3 separate regions of the Homo sapiens genome follow, and regions 2 and 3 are each linked to region 1. A link is a loop called in an ENCODE intact Hi-C map of the cell type or tissue named here. Cell type or tissue: heart right ventricle. All regions are shown on one strand. Each heading gives the region's core, and the rest is flanking DNA. Links, peaks and the distances in the headings are about the cores only.

Region 1 (6,219 bases), core at 464-5,463:
TATCAAACTGGTTCCCCTTTTGTAAGTCTTAAGGGAATGAGCTATGTCAGCTCTATAAGCAAGACACTGTTTCAGCTTTACTGAAAGTTGTTGAAATGAGTTGATTTTGTTAGAATAAGGATGTTTCAGTCATGTGCTAGAAACTTTGTTGTCACATATGTATAAATCAGGGGTGTCCCTGGACTTCGGCCTCCCTGGACTTTTGGCTTCCCCAGATTAAAAGAATTGTCTTGGGCCACACACAAAATACACGAACAATAATGATAGCTGATGAGCTAAAAAAAAAAAAAAAAAAAAAAAAAAGAAAATTGCCAAAAAAATCTCATGTTTAAGAAAGTTTACAAATTTGTGTTGGGCCACATTCAAAGTCGTCCTGGGCCGCATGTGGCCTGTGGGCTGTGGGTTGGACAAGTTTGATATAAACTGCCCATCTTTGGAGTCAACAAACATGAAAAAAAAAAAACCCACCTCAAAATAGTGAAGACGTTGGCATGTTAGGTGTGGTGCCCTTTTGTGTTGTGCCCCCTCAACCCCGGGATCAGACAGCCCCGTAGTACAGCTGTCAGGTCGAGAACCACTGGGCTGGACACCTTGAGCGCCTGTCCTTTCTAAAGCTCTAGCATTTGGTGACTATTTCATCTCAGGGCTCTTCAGGGCGCAAAGTTGTTTTTCCTTTACGATAGCATCACTGCTGCCGTCGGCTCAACAGTACTCCTTGGCTGGGGCTCTGGGCCCTTCATCCACCAGCTCCTCATTCCCTTTTGTGCCCTGACACGCATGCCTCTCCAACACATTGCGCACTTTTCCCCAGCACAACTTTTTTCCTTTTTTGAGGCCATTTATTTATTATACAAGTAACTTGTTTTAGAAAATCTAGGCCGGGCGTGGTGGCCCACTCCTGTAATCCTAGCACTTCAGCAGGCCGAAGCGGGTGGATCACTTGAGCCCAGGAATTCAAGACCAGCCTGGACAACATGGCAAGACCCCATCTCTACAAAAAATACAAAAATTAGCTGAGCGTGTTGGCACATACCTGTAGTCCCACCTACTTGAGAGGCTGATGTGGGAGGATTGCTCGAGCCTGGGAGGCTGAGACTACAGTGAGCTGCGATCATACCACTGTACTCCGGACTGAGCAATGGGAATGAGACCCTTCCTCAAAAAAAAAAAAAAAAAAATCTAGATGCACTAAAAAGAAGAAACAACAATCACCTGCAGTCTCACCACTCAGCGAACTCACAGCCAACAGTCATTACATTTCCACGTGGACTTTTATTTGCAGGGTGCTGTATGAGTGTAGTGTATAATTTTGACATAAATGCCATTCTTGTGCATATTTTGTGATCCCTTCTTCATTTGCTAAATGAGCATGTCTTTGTGTGAATAAATGCACTCTTGCAATGTTATTTTAGATGTGGTTCATCATGTTTCCAGCCCGAAGTACTTCAGTTGGACGTTTAAGTACCAAACAAGTTTCACTAATCCACTCAGACCAGGCCACCATCTAGAACAATGCCCAGCACACAGTAGGTGCTCAACAAGCATTAGTCGAATGAATCTTTTTGCCCTGATCACTATAACAAAAGAAGGTTAAAATGATGGGCCTTTATTGCCACAGCCAAGTGTTAATCCCAGCTCTGCTGCTTTGCTTTGTCATTGTGAACAAGTGACTTAATCTCTTTGGGGTTTTCCTCAGTAGCAGTAAAAGTGGTACCTGCCTCACAGGGTGCCTAAGATCCCATGCATAGGAGCCTCAGTGCAGAGCTGGTCTGCGGTCGGCTCGCCACAGTGGCAGCTGTGAGTGTCATGTCTGCATCCCAGACTGTTGGAGTTGAGGCCTGCACACTTGTGTCCCTCCCACTCCCCTGCTTGCAGGGCTTTTTTTCTTGGGGATGTCTTGGAATTCCCCAGCGCCTGTTTCTGTCTTTATCCCAGCCTGAAAAGCGAGGAATCAGAAATTCTGAAAATTGTTCTCACCTTGCTCTTTCAGTTTCACTGCTGTGCTGGACTTATGGAGCACCTGCTGTGTACAGAACGTAGTCCAAGGCATGGCAGGGAGTGGGAAGGAGCAGCACAGAAAGACTCATTCTCCTAACAAATGTCAGTGGCACAATGCCTGCAGGGCTGCTTTGCTTAATTCCCAAAGGACTCACAAATGGGAGAACAAGATAATCCACGGAATAGAAAAATGGTAAAGGGTCTGCACAGGCGCTCACTGAGAAGGAAATACCAGTGGCCCTTAACTCATGAATAGGCAATCAAGCCCAGACCTAATTAAAGACATGCCGATCTAAGTAAGAAGATAACATATTTAGAAAATTCTTTTTACTTTACTATAAAATAAAGCACAGATGCAGAAAACCACACAAGCAAATTCGTAGCTTAATGAATTGTTCTAAGGCAAACACCTTCTAGCACCTAGGAGGAGGAGGGGTTTTCCCCTCTCCCAAGTGACAGGTGGATGTATCTGGAACTGGGGGTGGGGGCAGGGAAGGTGACTGTTTTTGATGAACTCCAGCTCATCCTTCGAGACCCAACTCAGGATCCCCTTTTTCTGGGAGCCTCCCCTGGCTCTCTAGTCTGAGAGCAGTGCTTTTCAGATGGTGTCGTAACTGCCTGTTAACTTTATCTGTGACTCTGTAGCTCTCCTCCCTTCACCATGCTGCACACACCGCTTGCCCTCCCTTAGGCTCTGGAGGCCCAGGCCGTGCCATTCTTATTCTTTGTATCTCTAGTACTTTACACAGCACTTGGTGAACATGAGTGCTCAATAACTATTTGTTGAATGGATGGAAGGATATTGTATACGATCAGGCATCACTTAATGACAGGCACATTCTGAGAAATGCATTGTTAGGTGTTTTCTCATTGTGTGAACATCATGGAGTGTGTGTTTACAGAAACCTTCATGGTCCAGCCTGATGGTCTAGCCTGCTGCTCCTGGGCTACAGACCTGTACAGCACATGACTATAGGGAATACTGCAGGCAGTGGTAACACAGTGTTAAATATTGGTGTATCTAAACATAGAAAAGATACCATAAAAATACAGTATTATAATTTTGTGGGACCACAGACATCTATGTGGTCCATCATTGACAGAAACACCCGTGTCTAGCCCATGACTGCATTTCATTTGAAAGCCACAGCCATTCAAGAACTATGTAAACAGCACCACCTATGGGTAGACAATTTTAACACCACATTTTACACTGGAAGATGAGACTTACGCATTTTTTACTGAAAAAAATGTTTCACTCTTCAAGCCATGGGGTCATTTATGTTTTAATAAATTTCAAAATGATAAGTGCTAATATTCTTCATATTGTTTTAGTTTTGAGACTGTTAGCTGAGGAGTCTGGAAATACAAAGGTTTTTGCAGTGAAAGGAGGAGGAAGAGGGAAGCCATATTAATTAATAACATGTTGGACGCATTGTAACATATCTTATTTAATCGTGCCAATAACCTGTTCCTCACAGTGGTTGTATTCCCATTTTTAGATTAAGGAGGTTAAGCTGGTGGAGGTGAAGCCCCTCACCCAAGCCCTAGAACACGGATCCAGCTGGCCTCAAAATCTGTGCTCCTTCCACCATGTTAAGCTGGGAAGTATTGGTTGGAAATGTCTATGAAGCAGTCGCTTTTGTCCCAAATAAAGTCTCCAGCAACTTCTAAACATTTTGAATAGATGGTTCTTAAATGACCCTATTTCTAATAAAAAGCTGCTTAAGGACAATTTTTGTAGAGTCATTATTTCCATGGTGGAGTATTCTGACTTCCAGCAGGAACTTTATTTCATCACGTGAAGTCATTTTTAAAAGCAGTCATGTGGCTGAGCCCAGTGGCTCACACCTGGAATCCCAGCACTTTGGGAGGCCAAGACAGGCAGATCATTTGAGGCCAGGAGTTTGACACCAGCCTGGACAACATGGCGGAACCCTGTCTCTACAAAAAATCTAAACATTAGCCGAGTTTGGTGGCATATGCCTGTAGTCCCAGATACTTGGGAGGCTGAGGTGAGAGGATGGCTTGAGCCAGGAGGTGGAGGTTGCCGTGAGCCGAGATCACACCACTGCACTTCAGCCTGCGCGACAGAGCCAGACCCTGTCTCAAACAAAAAGAAGTCATGTTATTCCAAGAGCCAAAGTTGTTCTGGATTAATAAATTGTAGGGAAATCACATGTTTAACTTTGGAATGGACTCCTCCTCTATCAAGCCTTATTAATCACTTTCAAAAGCAAGTATCTCTGCTCAAACAGCACGTGGCTCCTATTAGTTCCACTCTGATCCTAGTTGCCCAGGACTTCTTACACATGTCACCACGTGTCGAAGACCTGCAAGATCTGGCCCCAGAGCCCCCTTTCAGGAACATGGGGTTAGGTTAGTTAATGTAGATGAAAGAGATAAGAGCAGATCCCCGCTCTGAGGCACAGTGAATATCTGTTGAGTTGCAGCCTGGACACGTCGTCCACTGGACTCTCCTCCTTATAAATGCCAGTCTATGGTGCAGCAAATAGGAGCTTTATCAGATGAGTAAAAACCAACCACTCTTAGACCATCCCTGTGCCCAAAGTCCACAGTGAACACATTCAGGGATTTGGACTTAGACATACGTGTTCACAGCTGCCTCTGCGGTGTTGACCGCACTGGTGTCTGTTGGTGTGAGCCTCCCAGCTCAGACTGCACTGCTGTCTGTTGGTTGACTGCACTGCTGTCTGTTGGTGTGAGTTTTTCCTTGGGGCAGATGTCTAGTGTTCTCCTGCCATCTCCCCATACAGCTGCTGGTCTGGTGAAGATTCAAATGTACCTCATCCTCCGTTGAGTCTCCACGACTGCTTATATCTTATATCAGCTCTCGAACCATTCAGCTCAAGGGAGCATACAGCCGAGCTCTTTCAGCAAATCTCCTTCTTATAAGCAATAAGAACTGTGCTGGAGTTCGTCTTGGAGATATTGGCCACAACTTAACACCAGAATAGCCAAGCGCTGAGAGTTTGTTCACCGGGGGGGCAAATCCTTTCTCTCCTCCAGGCTTAGTTCTGTCATGGGCTTCAGGGGCAGGTGCAGGACATCTTGATTGACTCCACACTGGGCAAGGGATGAATGGAGCCTCATTCTGCAGCTGGTGCTCCTTCACCCTTCCTAGGACAGGACTGGGCATTCTCCCCCGCACCCCGCCACCGCCATGGAGCCACACCCCAGCTGCTGAGGGGATGTTAAGTCACCCACTTAATTTTTTCCACCGAGCTCACATCAAGAAATGGGGAATCAGAGATGAATTACGTAACACCTTGAGAAGCGATCATCTCCCACTCCAAGTGAATTCACCGCCCAAGCATGTTTCAAAATAGTGCTGGGTCTGAAGGACCCACTCTCAATTTGAGTGGCTGTGCGTTCTGGAGAGATGCACTTTCTGCATACAGCTCCCGTCAACAGACTTTGTTGAGAGGCCACGGTGGCTTCAATGTTCTCTTCTGGTTATCACTGCACATCTGTGTGTTTGCCTTTCTATCAGTTGTTCAGAAGATTTGTCATCATTTTGTGGGCTTATATGCCAAGATTTGCATGCAAGAGTGAAATTACCTCCTCCCAGGCTTGCCTTTTAGAAAAGGTGGTGGTGCATTGGCAGGAGTAATGGGTTCTAAACAAATAAGCTGGGTTTTTTTCAATAAAAACTCAACTTTCTAAAATAATAAAATGTAGCAGTAGTATATTTTCTAAATACAGCATACCACAAAGTGATACATTGTTTAGAGCATGATTTAAAGAAATGTAAGCATTTTAGTACCACCTGATACCTCCTCTCTCAATGACCTTAGTTGTTAACATTCCTGCTACCTAATCTGTTAATAGAAATCTTTCATTCTTCCTCTTACAGTTCTTCAGTGTCGAAGGTCCACGAGCTTCCCTGTATGAAGCGTTCAGATTCCCTTGCGGATTTTCTCTTTGCAGGAAGAACATAGTTCATAATTGCTTTTTTCTGTCTCTAGGGCAAGTTCTGAATTTCTCATTTCTGTGTTCATAGCTTTTGCATCATTCTACTTTTGTGATCAAAGTCATGATAAAAAAATAGTTTTCTTATCTTTTGATTCCATACCTGGCTTCCCTTTGATTATGTTTCTGTAATTAGATTTGCCTCGTAGTCTTTTGTCAGCTTTCCTTCTGTCCTCACCTCCTTCTGCCTGTAAATTTAATCATATATGTGAAATTTGGAGTTAAGAT
Region 2 (6,219 bases), core at 822-5,821, 360 kb before region 1:
AGGGGTGCAGGGAAGAGAGCAGGAAGGGGCACAGCTGCTACAAGCGCACGTGCTGCCCAAGAAGCACCTCCATACACGGCTCTGCAGGTGCCGCAACGAGAACAGCCGATGCTTCCCAAGCATCCGCTACACACCCACCAAGGCTCCTGGAGGCGTGAAGTCCCACAAGGCAAGGCCCCCAGTCCTAGGAGGGCAAGTGGGCCTGGACTCCTGTGGCTCCCCACTGCCATCATATCTATCTACAGGGCACAGTCCTGAGCTAGGTTCCACTTCCCGGGAGCTGGCTCCAAGCCGCCCACCCCATTCCCTCCAGGCCAGGTCAGCCAGGTAGGGGCAGAGGATACCCCTGGAGGCATCAGGCTGGTCATTTCAGTGCAGAATCCACAAACCTGAACCCCAAGCTCCAGGGCTGGCCGGGTACCCTCTCCCCACCGTGGCCAAGGAGTGGCACAGGCTAATGAGCTGCTCAGAGGGACAGGGGCTAGGCACGGGCAGCCCTGCGCACGTGGCCTCTGGAGACTGCCCCGCACCTCCAGCAGTGTCAACCCACCTGGGGCTCCGCCTCTAACTGCCACACTGGATGGGACACGGACACAGGGCCTAGGGCTGGGGCTGAACTCAGGCACCCAGATCCTTGTGCCCCTCCGGGCAGGTCACTGGCCCGCCTGAGCCTCAGCCCCTCATCCAGAACATGTGGGCTTTTTTGGGGTGCACACTCACGTTCTGCAGGGAGTCCTGGTAGGAGGGCGGCAGGGACGCAAGCTGGGACTCCGAGTGGTAGGGCGAGAAGCCTTTCCGCAGCGTGCGGAACTCTCCGGAGCCTGCCTGCTGCAGGGGAGAGAAGGAGAGGGGTTAGACGGAGGGCCAGGCTGAGGAGGACAAGGGCCCTGGGCATGGCTCCTCACGGCAGCAGGGGCTGCTCAAAGGCACGGCCCCGGAGGACCCCTCCACCCTCCCCTCCACACCGCTTATCCATCCCCCGAGCCGGGATCAATCGATCTTCACTCTCCCCAGCTCAAATGTCAGCGATCCACTCTCCAACGTGGGCTTTGTAAACATTTGTTGGATGGCTGAATAAACAGAATGAATGAATGAATGAAGAAGAGCCAGTGAGAGCGAGTGAGGAGAGAGTGTCTCTCCCACCCCGTGACTCACCCTGGCTCCTCCGCTCCAACTTCCTGCCCTTGGGTCCCTGCACAGACGGCACCACTCACAGGGCCTGGGCCAGCCATCGGCAGCAGATGGGGCCACATCCACAGGCGAGGCCTCCCACCTCCCACGGGTTCGGGGCTCTCTCGGGATGCTCCGCCCAGGCTGCCTCCCCCATCGGATGGGCAGGGAGCTCCTAAAGCAGGTCCTGGGTGCTGCCTCTGAATCCCTGAGAACTCGTGCAAGCTGTGGGGTTGTAACTAACTCCTGCACACAGGAGGGAGGGAGGAAGGCTTGGCCTTAGACCCTTTGCTTAAGAGCAAAGCAAACACCACCGACCCCCAGAATTTGGGGCTGGGGCTGGGACCAGGAGCCAGAATGAATCCACAGGTCCCATAAACTTCTCTGGTCAGTCCCACAGTGCCCCTCCCCTGGCCCGGCCCAGCAGAAGGCCCGGCCTTTCTTTTCTTTCTGCATCACTAAAGGGTTTTGGGTGTTTCTGGCCGAAACACCCTTTTCTACTTCAAAGGAACTGAGAGAAAGTGGCTGGGCAGATAAAACCCTGCGGAATGTCCCATAAATCAGCAGGCTGTTGAGTTACCCAAACAAACTGCAGGGGCAGGGGAGGCCCAGGCTGGGGCTGGGCTGGGGCAGGGGCAAGGAAGGCAGGACAGGCTGCAGCCATGTCTGGGGTCCCAGTTCCACTCACCAGCCCCTCGGCCTGGCTGTGAAAGATCCCACACACACCCTGCTTGCCTCCCTCAAAAGCTGGACCTGGCCCCGCACTTCTCACAAGCCCCAGCCTCACTGAGGTCCAGCTCTTGTGTTCTCCCAGCCCCATCAGAGCCCTGGCCAGGCCCCCCACTGGGGCTGGGAGGTCTCAAGAGCTTGGCTCAAGGGCCAGCAAACAGCCGTGTCCTGCGGGGGTGAGGAGGCAAGTGGATGCTCTATTACCAGCTCCCACGGAGCCAAGACAGGAAAGCAGGGATCCGGCACTGACTCCCCTCATTAAATAGCCCACGCCCACCAGACGCCGGTCAGCCAGGGCAGCCGGGCACTGGAGGCTGGGAGCTGCTTCCTGGGCCTCAGGGAGGACCTGGGTGTGGTCCAAGGTCAGGGAGGGACATAAAGGAGAGACAGAGAAGTGGGAACCAACCTTCCTGCAGGGCCCCCAAAGTGTGATGGGTTTTAGATAACCCTGGCGAGCATCACAAAGGGGTCTCAGCACGGGGGCCTTGGGCACAGCCCTGAACCATCAAATGGGACTGCCATGCCCTGACCACGGCATTAACCCTGGCTGACCCTGCCTAGGTTAACTAGAGGCACTCACGGCCCGCAGGTGGAGGTCAGATCAAGGAAAGCCCCCTCCCCACCCACCAGGTACCAAAAAGAGGAAGAGGCTACAGCCCCCACCCCTAGGCCCAGCACTCACCCTCCCCCAACCATGAGTGACACCCCTCCCCCCACCCCATCAGAGCCACCCATGCCTCTCTGGGTCACCTCTCCTGAGAGATGTACCCCTAGCTCCACTTAAGGGCGAAAATTCCAAACCACCTGATTTTCTTGGCCAGGACTCTGCAACAGTAAGAGAGTTACAAAATCTTCTCCAATGGAGAATGCATTCTAAGCCAGCACACACTCTGAATGCGTGCGTGCACATACACACAGTCTGACTACTGGGCCACACAGCCAGGAAGGGTACACCTGGGATTGGAACAGCTGCCCTCCCCTTCAGCCGGCCCTGCCCTGCCCTGCTCAGCTTCTGTTTGGACTCCGGCGTCCCTTCCTCCACATCCTCTCTGGCCCTCGACCAAATGGGCTCCCACGTGCTGTTACCGAAAACGCAGGTTTGTGCTGCCGTCCCCTCCCCTCCCCCAGATAATTTCCCTGGGAGGAGATGTGTGTGCGTGAGCGTGAGGGAGGTTTTTAATTAGCTGCACGCAATTCCCACCCTTGCCTTCGGTGAGCCTCTATAAACATTTGCATGTCCATAGAACTTTATTAGCAAGCCACAAAGCCAGGCAGGAAAAACACACAATCTCTCATTAAGGGGCAATGTGACTAATGGCGCATCAAATGAGTAACCATTATTGCACTTAAATCCAAATTAAAAATCCTGCTATGAGACAGGTCGCTGCCTTTGCAGAATGAGATTCCCTAGGATTTCCCCGAGGAGGGGAAGCAGGAGCTGAAATCACCTGCTGGGCTTGTTCTGCACACAGAGAAGAGCCCCAGCTAAGGAAGGTGCTGGCCCTTCCTCAGGGGGAGGCAGGGGGTCCACTGCCGCTCCCCAGAAACACCCACCTGCCCAGTCTTCCTCGGGTGGCTCCCTCAGGACCCAGGGAGAAGGGATCTTACACACAGAGCTGCCAGCTCAGAGCTCAAACAAGATTTCCCGAATCCTTAACAGGGTGGGGCCAGCCCTGCCAAACACTCAGCGTGGCCCCTTCCACCCTGGCCAGGCCCAATCCGCATTACTCACTTCTAGAGCCTCCAGAGGGCAGCATGAGTGTCCTGGACTAGGGAGGAAGAGACCCAGGAGGTTGCAGGGCCTCCTTTTCCACTGAGGACCGGAGTTCAGGACACCTCCAGCCTGTATCCAGGGCCTTCACTGCAACACTGCCCAACTCAGGGCCCAGCGAGGACTCGCTGGGTGAACTCCAGTTGTTCCCCAGCCCTTTCTGGGCCTCTGCAGTGCGGCCCAGCCTTCTCCCCAGAGGGGAACCCCGTCCTGCAGCGAATGCCTGCCTGCAAAGCTGCAGGGGGCCTATGTGGGGCCACCCTGGGGTGACCCCTAGGGAGCATTGTCAGAGGGGATGCTGAACAGAAAGAGGATAAGACATGGAAACAGAGCCCACCCACCCCAGCCTGCCCACCTGAGGCTGCTTGTTTGGAAAGGATGGGTGGGGTGGCTGCAGGCAGGAAGCGCCTTTCTGGGCTGTGCTTAGGGGAGCTGCTGTCACCCTGCTTCCTGCTCCCAGAGAGCTTTTGGGCCCTCAAATGTGCTGCATCGGTTATGTGTCCGAGAGGCACAAACAGAGCGCCTCCTGTGTGCCAGGCACCACGCTGTGCCCCATCAGGGAGGCTGCAACTAAAGGGGAGTGAGGGCTGGGGGTGCGGGTGGAGGCAGGCACTGAAGAGGGGGTGCCCTGTGTCCCCACCTGGGCAGCCTGCCCGCAAGTGACCACTTGGACCACCAGACTCGAAGCCCCAGGCTGATTCATACAGAATGCCCTGGGAAGGAGTCCTCGTGGAGGGGCCACCTGGCGCGACTCTGGACCGGTGTCTCAGTGCTCGGTGCAGGGATGGGTGGGGACCTGCGAGGCTCCTCCCTCCTCAGCACCCTCCAGGATGGCTGACAGGTGAGCATGGGCCCTTGGCACCGTGTGGCACAGCACAGCTCGGCTCAGCCGGACAGCCAGGTGTGGCCAGGGTCCAGGACCACAGTGGACAGCAACGCAGCCACATCCCTCTCCCCCTCCCAAATTTAGGTCATGCCAATGACTGTGTCTGACTTGGGAGACACTGTGGGGCTCAGGGAGAGGACCCCAACACAGGCCTCCCCCAGCCCAGACTCTCCTGGGTCAGGTGCCCTCCTGCTTCTGGCCTGTGGGGGCTCCAGGGGATCTGTCACAAGAGGCCAGTTTCACCGCAGCTGAAGAGCTTGAAGGTGCCGTCTGCAGGGAGGGGCCTACATCCACCCTCAGAGCAATGGGAACCTGGGCAGGAAAAAGCCACATGAGCCCAGGCCCCGTGCAGCTCCTGCAGGCACTAACAATGCCTCTGCCCTGAGCGTGTGCTAAGATGGTCTCCAGGTCCCCGTGGTCACTGTGCAGTCCCCAGGCTGGGATGGGAGCCAGGTTGGAGGACAGGGAGCTGGAGAGAGCTCCTTCCAGTTCACATTTCCCACCAATCCCACTCCCACAGATAAGCCATCATCCCAGGGGCTACGGAGGCGAGAGGTGAGACCCAGGGAGCAAGGCCACGGCCCAGTGACCACCCCGTCCCCAAGACCTGGCGACCTCCCTCCAGGAAGAGGAAGTGGGGGCAAGGCCAGGGCCCAGGGAACACCCCGTCCCCAAGACCTGGCGACCTCCCTCCAGGAAGACGAAGCACTGTGGGAGCTCCCAGGGTTGGTCAGTGATGCGTAATCAATGGTCTGGGTGCCGAGTAATAAACGCAGGGCCTCAGTGGCCTATCAGGCTGACACCTCCACCCAGGAAGTGCTGGAAGACAGTGCACCCTCAGCTGGCTGGGCTGGGGGACCCACCTGGAAGCAGAGGCTCGAATGCGTGACTTGGGGAGACCATTCTCCCACCAGGGGCCCCAGCAGCTCCAGGGGCAGCTGGGGCCACAGACTAGCCTGGGCTCCACTGTCCGGCCCCAAACTAAAGCCCACCGAGATCCAGCTGTCATCCGTCTCGGAGATCCTCAGAGGGAGAGTGCAGAGAAAGCAGGGAGGATGCAGGACAGGGCAGGGGTCAGGGCTGTGCAGCGTAGCACAGAGGCCTCCACAGAAGACAGGCCTCAACTTGACCCCACGGGAACTGCACCAGAGTTGTTCCCACGAGGGCACGCAGGAGGTTTGTGTCCACACGTCCGTCAGTCATGCCTGTGGGCTGCTCTGGAAGGGGAGGTAGACTTGGCACTGTGTAATGACGTTGTTGGTTTATCGTCTGTCTGCATGGCTGGACAGGTGTGGTTCACCTCCCAGCCCAAGCCCAGGGCTGGCACACAGTTGGTCACTGGTTCTCAAATGGGGGTGATGCCCCCAGAGGACAACTCGCAGTGTCTACAGACACTTTTTAGTGTCAGCTCGGGCATGGGGTGGAAGACCCCCGGAGGGTAATGCGGGGCAGGTATTCTGGGGCGGGCAGTCTCAGGACGGGGAGAAGGGGACAGAAATGAAACCATGTGGAGACCTGAGAGCTGGCAGGAGAGTGGCCAGTGCCTAAAGGGCCTGGCTCCACGGGTCTCGAGGCTGGGCACAGGTGGGAGCTGAGTTCACCCAGCAGCTCCCCAGTCCCAGGCCCTGTCCAGCAGGGATCTGGCTGCAGCCCAGGGTGCCTG
Region 3 (6,219 bases), core at 1-5,000, 150 kb before region 1:
GGGTGCCTGTAATTCCAGTTACTTGGAGTCTGAAGCAGGAGAATCGCTTGAACCGGGGAGGCAGAGGTTGCAGTGAGCCCAGATCGCACCACTGCACTCCAGCCTGGGCGACAGTGAGACTCCGTCTAAAAAAAAAAAAAGAAAAAGCTGCCCTCTCCCCTGCCTGGGCCATGTGCCCCCTGGGAAGACCCCCTCCCCAAACAGGGAAGGCACAGATGTGTGCCGGCCCGTGATGTGCATTGTTGGCCTCCTTCGGTCCTTGCCGCAGTCTTGAATGATAGCTCCAAGGGATGGTCCCATCAAGCAGATAAGGAAACTGAGACTCAGGGGCGGGAGTGACATGCTCAGTACAGGTGGGGCCTGGTGTGGCTCTGAGAATGGAGGAGACAAGTGTCTGGGTTCCCAGCCTGCCCCTCTCCCCAGCCCAGGTGGGCCCTGAGAATGCACACCCCGGCCTCTGGGCAGAGGGTCGGGCCCCGGGATGCCTCGAGAACTGCAGCGTTCTTGCAGAGCGAGGGTCCTCCTGCTCCCCTAGCACCTCGCCTGACCACGTGGGCACCTGGCCAGCCCATCATCAAGCTGCACCCTCCACCCTCTCCATTTCCAGCTCGCTGTCTGAGGGGCCCCCAAACTCACCACTCACTTTGAGAATGGTATGCCCGGGCTCAGCCTCCAGCCACCTGGTCAAACTCATCCCTGGCCAGAAGCAGCCCCTTCCCACAGCCACCCCAAATGCTGCTGTCTCCCAGCGTCCTGTTCCCAAGCCCCCAGCTGGGCACTGTTCCCCGACCTGCTCTGCTGTGCCCCCCACTCCGCCCTCTGCAGCCCTTCTCTGAGTCTCTGAGGTTCACCAGTACCCACACACCTGCCCACGCTTCCCACAGTCCATGCCCTCTGCCTCCTGCTGTGGCTGGGCCTAGTCCCCACAGTACAGCACCTCCTTCACAGTCCATCTAAAAGGGCCACAGGCCACCAAGCCTCAGTACTGCAGCAATGCAACCCAGCATTGTCTGGAGGGGCCTGGAGGGATCGGCTCCCTCCAGAGACTTCAAGTTCCCGGCTTGACCATCCCCTGATTTGGCAAATATCTGTCTGTTGCTGAGCCTGAGCCTTCACACCATGATTTCTTCAAATCCTGCCAGGAAACAGGAGCCAACTATGCCCCATTTCACAGATGGGGAAGTCCAGGCCAGAGCCACAGCTGGGCCATAGTGGAGTCAGCACTTGAACCCATGGCCCTTTGCATCCAGTGGCCTTCCACAGGCTCAGCATGCCCTATCCCTGCAGGCCTGGGCTTGTCTTCTGCACGCCCCAGGAATCCCAGATGGCTGGGAAGTGCAGAGCCAGAACCCCCCAGCCCCACTGTCACTGCCGGTGGGGCCATCCTGCCCTTCCTTTCTGAGCCACTTCCTCTTCCATAGACTGGGCTTTCTGTGAGGGGCAGGTGGCTCTCAGTCCATGCTGCATGGGGAAGCCACCTGGGCCAGGTGAATCAGCCTCTGGGGTGGGGCCCAGAAACTCTTCTTTTTCTTTTTTCTTTTTTGAGATGTAGTTTTACTCTTGTTGCCCAGGCTGGAGTGCAGTGGCACAATCTCTGCTCACTGCAACCTCCGCCTCCTGGGTTCCTCAGCCTCTGGAGTAGCTGGGATTACAGGCATGTGCCATGACGCCCAGCTAATTTTTGTATTTAATATATTTTTTTAGTAGAGACGGGGTTTTACCATGTTGGCCAGGCTGGTCTCGAACTCCTGACCTCAGATGATCCACCCTCCTAGGCCTCCCAAAGTGTTGGGATTACAGGCGTGAGCCACCGCGCCTGGCCCAACTGTTTTCTTTTTAAGTCTCCCAGTAGATCCCAATGTGCATGGGCCGGTGCCGCCAGTCCAGGTGAAGCTGACCCCCGGGACCCAGGCAAGATGGATAGGATTAAACCCAAGGCTGTGCAGCAAGGCTACCTGGGGTCAAATCCTGCCCCCACCTGCCTGGGCCTCAGTTTCCCCATCTGTAAGGGAGGACAAATAATAGGACCCACTTCCTAGGGTTGGAGGGGAATTAGTGTCCACACGAGGGTCGGGCTCTGGCACTGTGAGTCTGGTCATTGTCACCTGCAGGGAAGGGAGGGCTTTTCTGCAGGCAAGGCGGCGCAGTCCCCGGAAGACCCGCACGGTGGCGCGCTGGCGCAGAGCTCGGGCTCGCCCTCCCGCCCAGGCCGAGCGGGCGGCGCCGGCCCCAGGCGCGGAGGGTCCCGAGGCGCGGAGTGGGTGGGCCGAGGGGACGCCAGCCCCGCTCCCGGAAGCGGGGTCAGCGGGGAGGCCGGGGGTCGGCAGTGGCAAGCTCTGGCCACGGCGTAGGGGTGGGATAGCCACCCCCATTTCACAGATGGGGCTCCCGAGGCGCGGTGAGGTCTGGCAGCTGCTGGGGGCGCAGGCACGGCCCCCCGGGCGGGTGTAGCGGTCGCTTGGCGGGTGGGTCCGCAGGCCTCGCCGGGAGCCGGGCCTGGGTCTGGGGCGCTGGCAGGCCGGCCGGGAGGCGCGCCGGGCGGGAACGCGCAGCTCTGGCGGGAAGTGCGTGGGGTCGGGGGGCTCGGGCGGGGTGCAGGCTGCTGCTGCCACCGGGGAGGCCCGGGGGATGCCCTCACTAAGCGGCTCCAGAGACTGCGGGCCCCGCCCTGCCCTGCCACTCCCTCTCTTGTGACCTCGGCCAGTGGCAGCCTTTTCTGAGCCTGTCCCCTTCTCTGTAAACCTGGACGTGTTTGATCTACGCTCGCGTCCCGGCAGGAGGCTTCCAGCCTGCACATTCCTGGGGGCCCGCCTTCCCCAGGCACTAGCTTACCCAGGGCTGAGCTGCTGAACTCTGAAAACCTTTGGAAACCTCCCTGCCCTCTGCCCTAGCGACCTGCGGCTGGAGACCCTGAGCTGGCCCAGCCCTCTAGGGTGCCTAGGAGCCTAGGCTGGGTTGGGGGTGGCTTCAGGAACCTTGGGCTGCCGGGTGTGGGGTGAGAGCCTTGGCCCAGCTATGGCCAGGTGGGAGGTTTTCTTCCTCTGTGCTCTGGGTGCTGGGGCTGGAGGCGGTGGCTCTGCTGGGCTTCAGTGACAGCCAATGTGGGTAGACAGAGGACCATGCCCTGTGTCCCAGCAATTAGCTGCCCACCTGGGAAGGTTCTGGATGGGACTTGGCAGAAGCCTGAGCCGGCCCCTCCTGGCAGTCCTGGCTGAGCGGGCACCGAGCGCCTTATGCTGGTCCAGTCAGTTGGAGTGACTAAATTCACATCTGCCCAGACCTCACCCTGGGCTCCGGACCTCACCCCGGGCTCCAGCCTCACCCCGGGCTCCAGCCTCAGGCATCTCTGGATGTCCAAAAATAACCCCCACCCCCACCCGCACCCTCCCCGGCAGTCACTGGGGGTATTTCTGGCAGACGGAAGGGGACTCACAGTGGGAGGGAGGGTCATTTCTCTGAATCCAGGGCCAGGGGTGGGGAGGGACAGAGTCAAGGCCCTGCCTTGGCTTGGAGCTTTAAAAACACTCATTTCTTCTGGAACGCAGCCTCTCCCCAGTAAATCCTTCTCACCAGAGAAAACCATAGTCACCTACCTGGTGCTCACTTCTTGGGCAGCCCCTGCGGGGACCAGACCCCGGGTGGCCAGGCAGAGGGGTCCCCCCCACCCTGCGGGAGGCAGCCTGCTAATTCTGGGTGCCAAGGGTAAGGCTGCAGGTCCCTGTGCAGGACACCTGCTAGCTGCATCCCGTTTGGAGCCTGCCCTGGATGGGGCTCCATGGGCCCAGGGCGAGGCCAGGCAGAGACCGGCATGAGCAGCAGCCCGCACAGGAGCACCCTGGGCCCAGGGCAAGAGCCCATCGGCCAGTGGCAGACACTGGGTGAGGATCCCCGATGATTCGAGTCACACTGTGCTGGCCATGAGCGTCAACTGTTGGGCGCGCTGTACGGCCAACCCTGAGCCAGCTTTCCTGTACCTCCAGGCCCCTGTGCTACAGACGAGGCTCCGAGAGGTGGCGGCCTGCCCCATCTCAGGGCCAGAGGGCAGAGGGTGCGGTGGGCTGTCCCTGGGGCCCTTGCCCCTGCTGTTGAGCCCAGGAGCCTGAACCTGGGAGGCCTCCCCATCACCTCCCTGCCCCCTCCCAAATGACAGTGGCTCCTTGGCCGCCACCCCAGAGGTGAGGGGATAGCCCAAGGAAGCCAGGAGCTGCCCACACCCTCAGCCCAGGAACACCCGGTGCAGCTGCATGCGCCTCGCGGGCTTCTTTCCTGGCTGGGAGCCTGGACGCTGGGAGGGTTGCCCAAGGCCACCCAGGCAGCGGTCAGTCAGGGGTGCCTGGGCTGGACAGGGGGCCCTGGGTGTTTGGAACCAGCTCGCAGAGCTTTGCTGGAGCAGGTGCACGTGTGTGCGTGCATGTGAGCCCCACGTGCAGATGTGTGTCTCTGCGTGTCTCTCCGTACCTCTTCGTGTTCCTGTTCCCTTGTCTCCGGGTATCTGTCTGGCCCCCAGTGTGTGAGGCTGTGCGGATGAGTCTCCACATCCGTGTGTGTCTCATGCTCTGTGTGGAGCTGGTGTGTCAGGCCTGACCTGGACTACAAGGAGGTGTCTCTTTGAACCCAAGGCAGTGGACAAACATCAGACGCGTCGCCGTGGGCTGGGCCCCTGCCGTGTGGCATGCGTTCTGTCCTCACCCCACGTCCAGCGAGATGGGCTAACCTGCCCAAGGCCACACAGCCAGGAGCTTGGGGCCATCCAGTGTGGACATCCATTGTCCTTCAAGTCGTGGCCACCAAGGCCCCACGTGAGGCTCCCTGCTCCTCACCTGTCCTGGCTCTGTGTACAGGGGGAACCCAAGTCTGAGGGGTCTCCAGCAGGGAGAGGCTGCACTCCTGAGGCCCAGCCAGGGCCGGGTGAGTGCGGGGCAGCAGGTGTCAGCGGTGGGGGAGGTACGGGTGGGAAGCGGGGCCTCTTCCCTGACCCCCGCCACACTTGGCTGCCCCTCCACCTTTGATCACTGACCCTCCTCTGTCCCTCCAGGGACACTTTCCCGCCAGTGCTGGTGCTGGCTGGCCAAACAGTGTGGGAACCCAGGGACTGGCCTTCCTCCAGGCGGTGGCAGCCGGGGAGGGGCCTGGGCACACCGTGGGTGAGCAGTCACTGCAGAGCCTCCCCTGGGAAGTGGCATGATGCTGTGGTGTCTCAGGGAACCCAGGAAGGGCACTGGCTCTGGGCTGGGCCCCACAGGCATCAGTATATGTGTGCCCCTCCCTTTGCCCCATGCCCTTCCAATGACCCCAACTCCTGCCCGACCAGATTTCACACCACTGTCTGGCCATCTCGAACCATTCCTGGGTGCCCGAGCTCTTTCCCACCGCTAGGCCCATCTTATCCTATCCATCCCCATCCCCATTCCTCACTTCCCAGGTCTCTGTGTGGATGACTCTCAGAGGTCCTCGCTGACCACCTGCCCTTCCTTCCTGACCTCAGTTCCTTCACCAGCGCCCTCCACCCACAAGCCTGTGGGCCCTGAGAGGCTGCCCCCAGAGCTTGTTCAGGCCCCTGCAGCACCTGCCCCATCATGGTGACCGTGGAGTAGCTATTGAGACCAGCCAAATCACACATAGGTGAGCCCTCGGGGGCCAGCGGGCACACAAACTGTTGCAGCTTCAGGGTGAGCTGCAGGAGGCGCATCATGCACACACACACCCGACACGCAGACACACTCCCGCACGTGGACATCACAAGCTCCCATGGGCACACACACCCACACATTCTCACATGCACACGCACTCCCCCACACATGTGCCCGCTGCCATGCACCCGTGCACACACGTGCATCATCACACACGTTCACTTACACATCCTTGCATGCACACACTCTCCCACACGTGCCCACTGCACCTGTGTACGTGTCCCAGTGGACACACAGGCATCACACACACATCCACTTACACACATTCTTGCACATGTGCAGTGGCCTCAGGAGCAGGGGACTCTAGTTGTTTATCCCCAACACACGTTCCCATGATAAAGAAAACAGGAAGGGACTTGGAGCCAGACACAGGAAGGGGAAGTGGCCGGCCACAGGGAACCAGCTCCAGCCAGTGGACACTGGGCGGTCTGCTTGGGTGAGACACAGGGGCAGCCAGACAGATGGCCGCAGGGTGGGGAGCTGGAATGCCCCTCCGTGGCATCTTGCCCTGGTTTAATCTTCACCACAG

The links. A loop is a pair of places that touch in the nucleus more often than their neighbours do. Peaks named below come from ENCODE experiments on the same cell type or tissue, not always from the same donor. Only the 100,000 strongest peaks of a DNase experiment are listed, where the experiment ranks them.
Region 2: a loop joins it to region 1, with 2.7 times the contacts of the local background. A loop is called at or near these places in 39 of 110 quality-filtered maps.
Region 3: a loop joins it to region 1, with 13 times the contacts of the local background. A loop is called at or near these places in 104 of 110 quality-filtered maps.

Annotation. Positions count from the first base shown.
Region 1 is chr14:99,882,373-99,888,591 of GRCh38, forward strand. The region is part of intron 4 of EML1 (EMAP like 1); the gene reads left to right. Among named protein-coding and RNA genes, the nearest start is that of EML1, 92 kb to the left of the region's middle. RefSeq lists enhancers at 1,282-1,819, 6,012-6,219. In heart right ventricle, for the core only: a CTCF peak has its summit at 3,184; no DNase peak of the experiment used is centred there.
Region 2 is chr14:99,521,413-99,527,631 of GRCh38, forward strand. It overlaps CCDC85C (coiled-coil domain containing 85C), which reads right to left. Exons shown (of 6, transcript NM_001144995.2): 3 at 721-828. Among named protein-coding and RNA genes, the nearest start is that of CCNK, 43 kb to the left of the region's middle. RefSeq lists enhancers at 336-895, 896-1,457. In heart right ventricle, for the core only: CTCF peaks have their summits at 1,238 (motif pointing right) and 3,632 (motif pointing right); no DNase peak of the experiment used is centred there; H3K27ac peaks cover 4,245 bases.
Region 3 is chr14:99,727,968-99,734,186 of GRCh38, forward strand. No RefSeq gene overlaps it. Among named protein-coding and RNA genes, the nearest start is that of CYP46A1, 47 kb to the left of the region's middle. RefSeq lists a silencer at 2,154-2,273 and an enhancer at 3,595-4,454. In heart right ventricle, for the core only: CTCF peaks have their summits at 2,167 and 2,379; DNase peaks (open chromatin) are centred at 2,164, 2,724, 3,814, 4,374 and 1 weaker place; H3K4me3 peaks cover 957 bases; H3K27ac peaks cover 1,633 bases.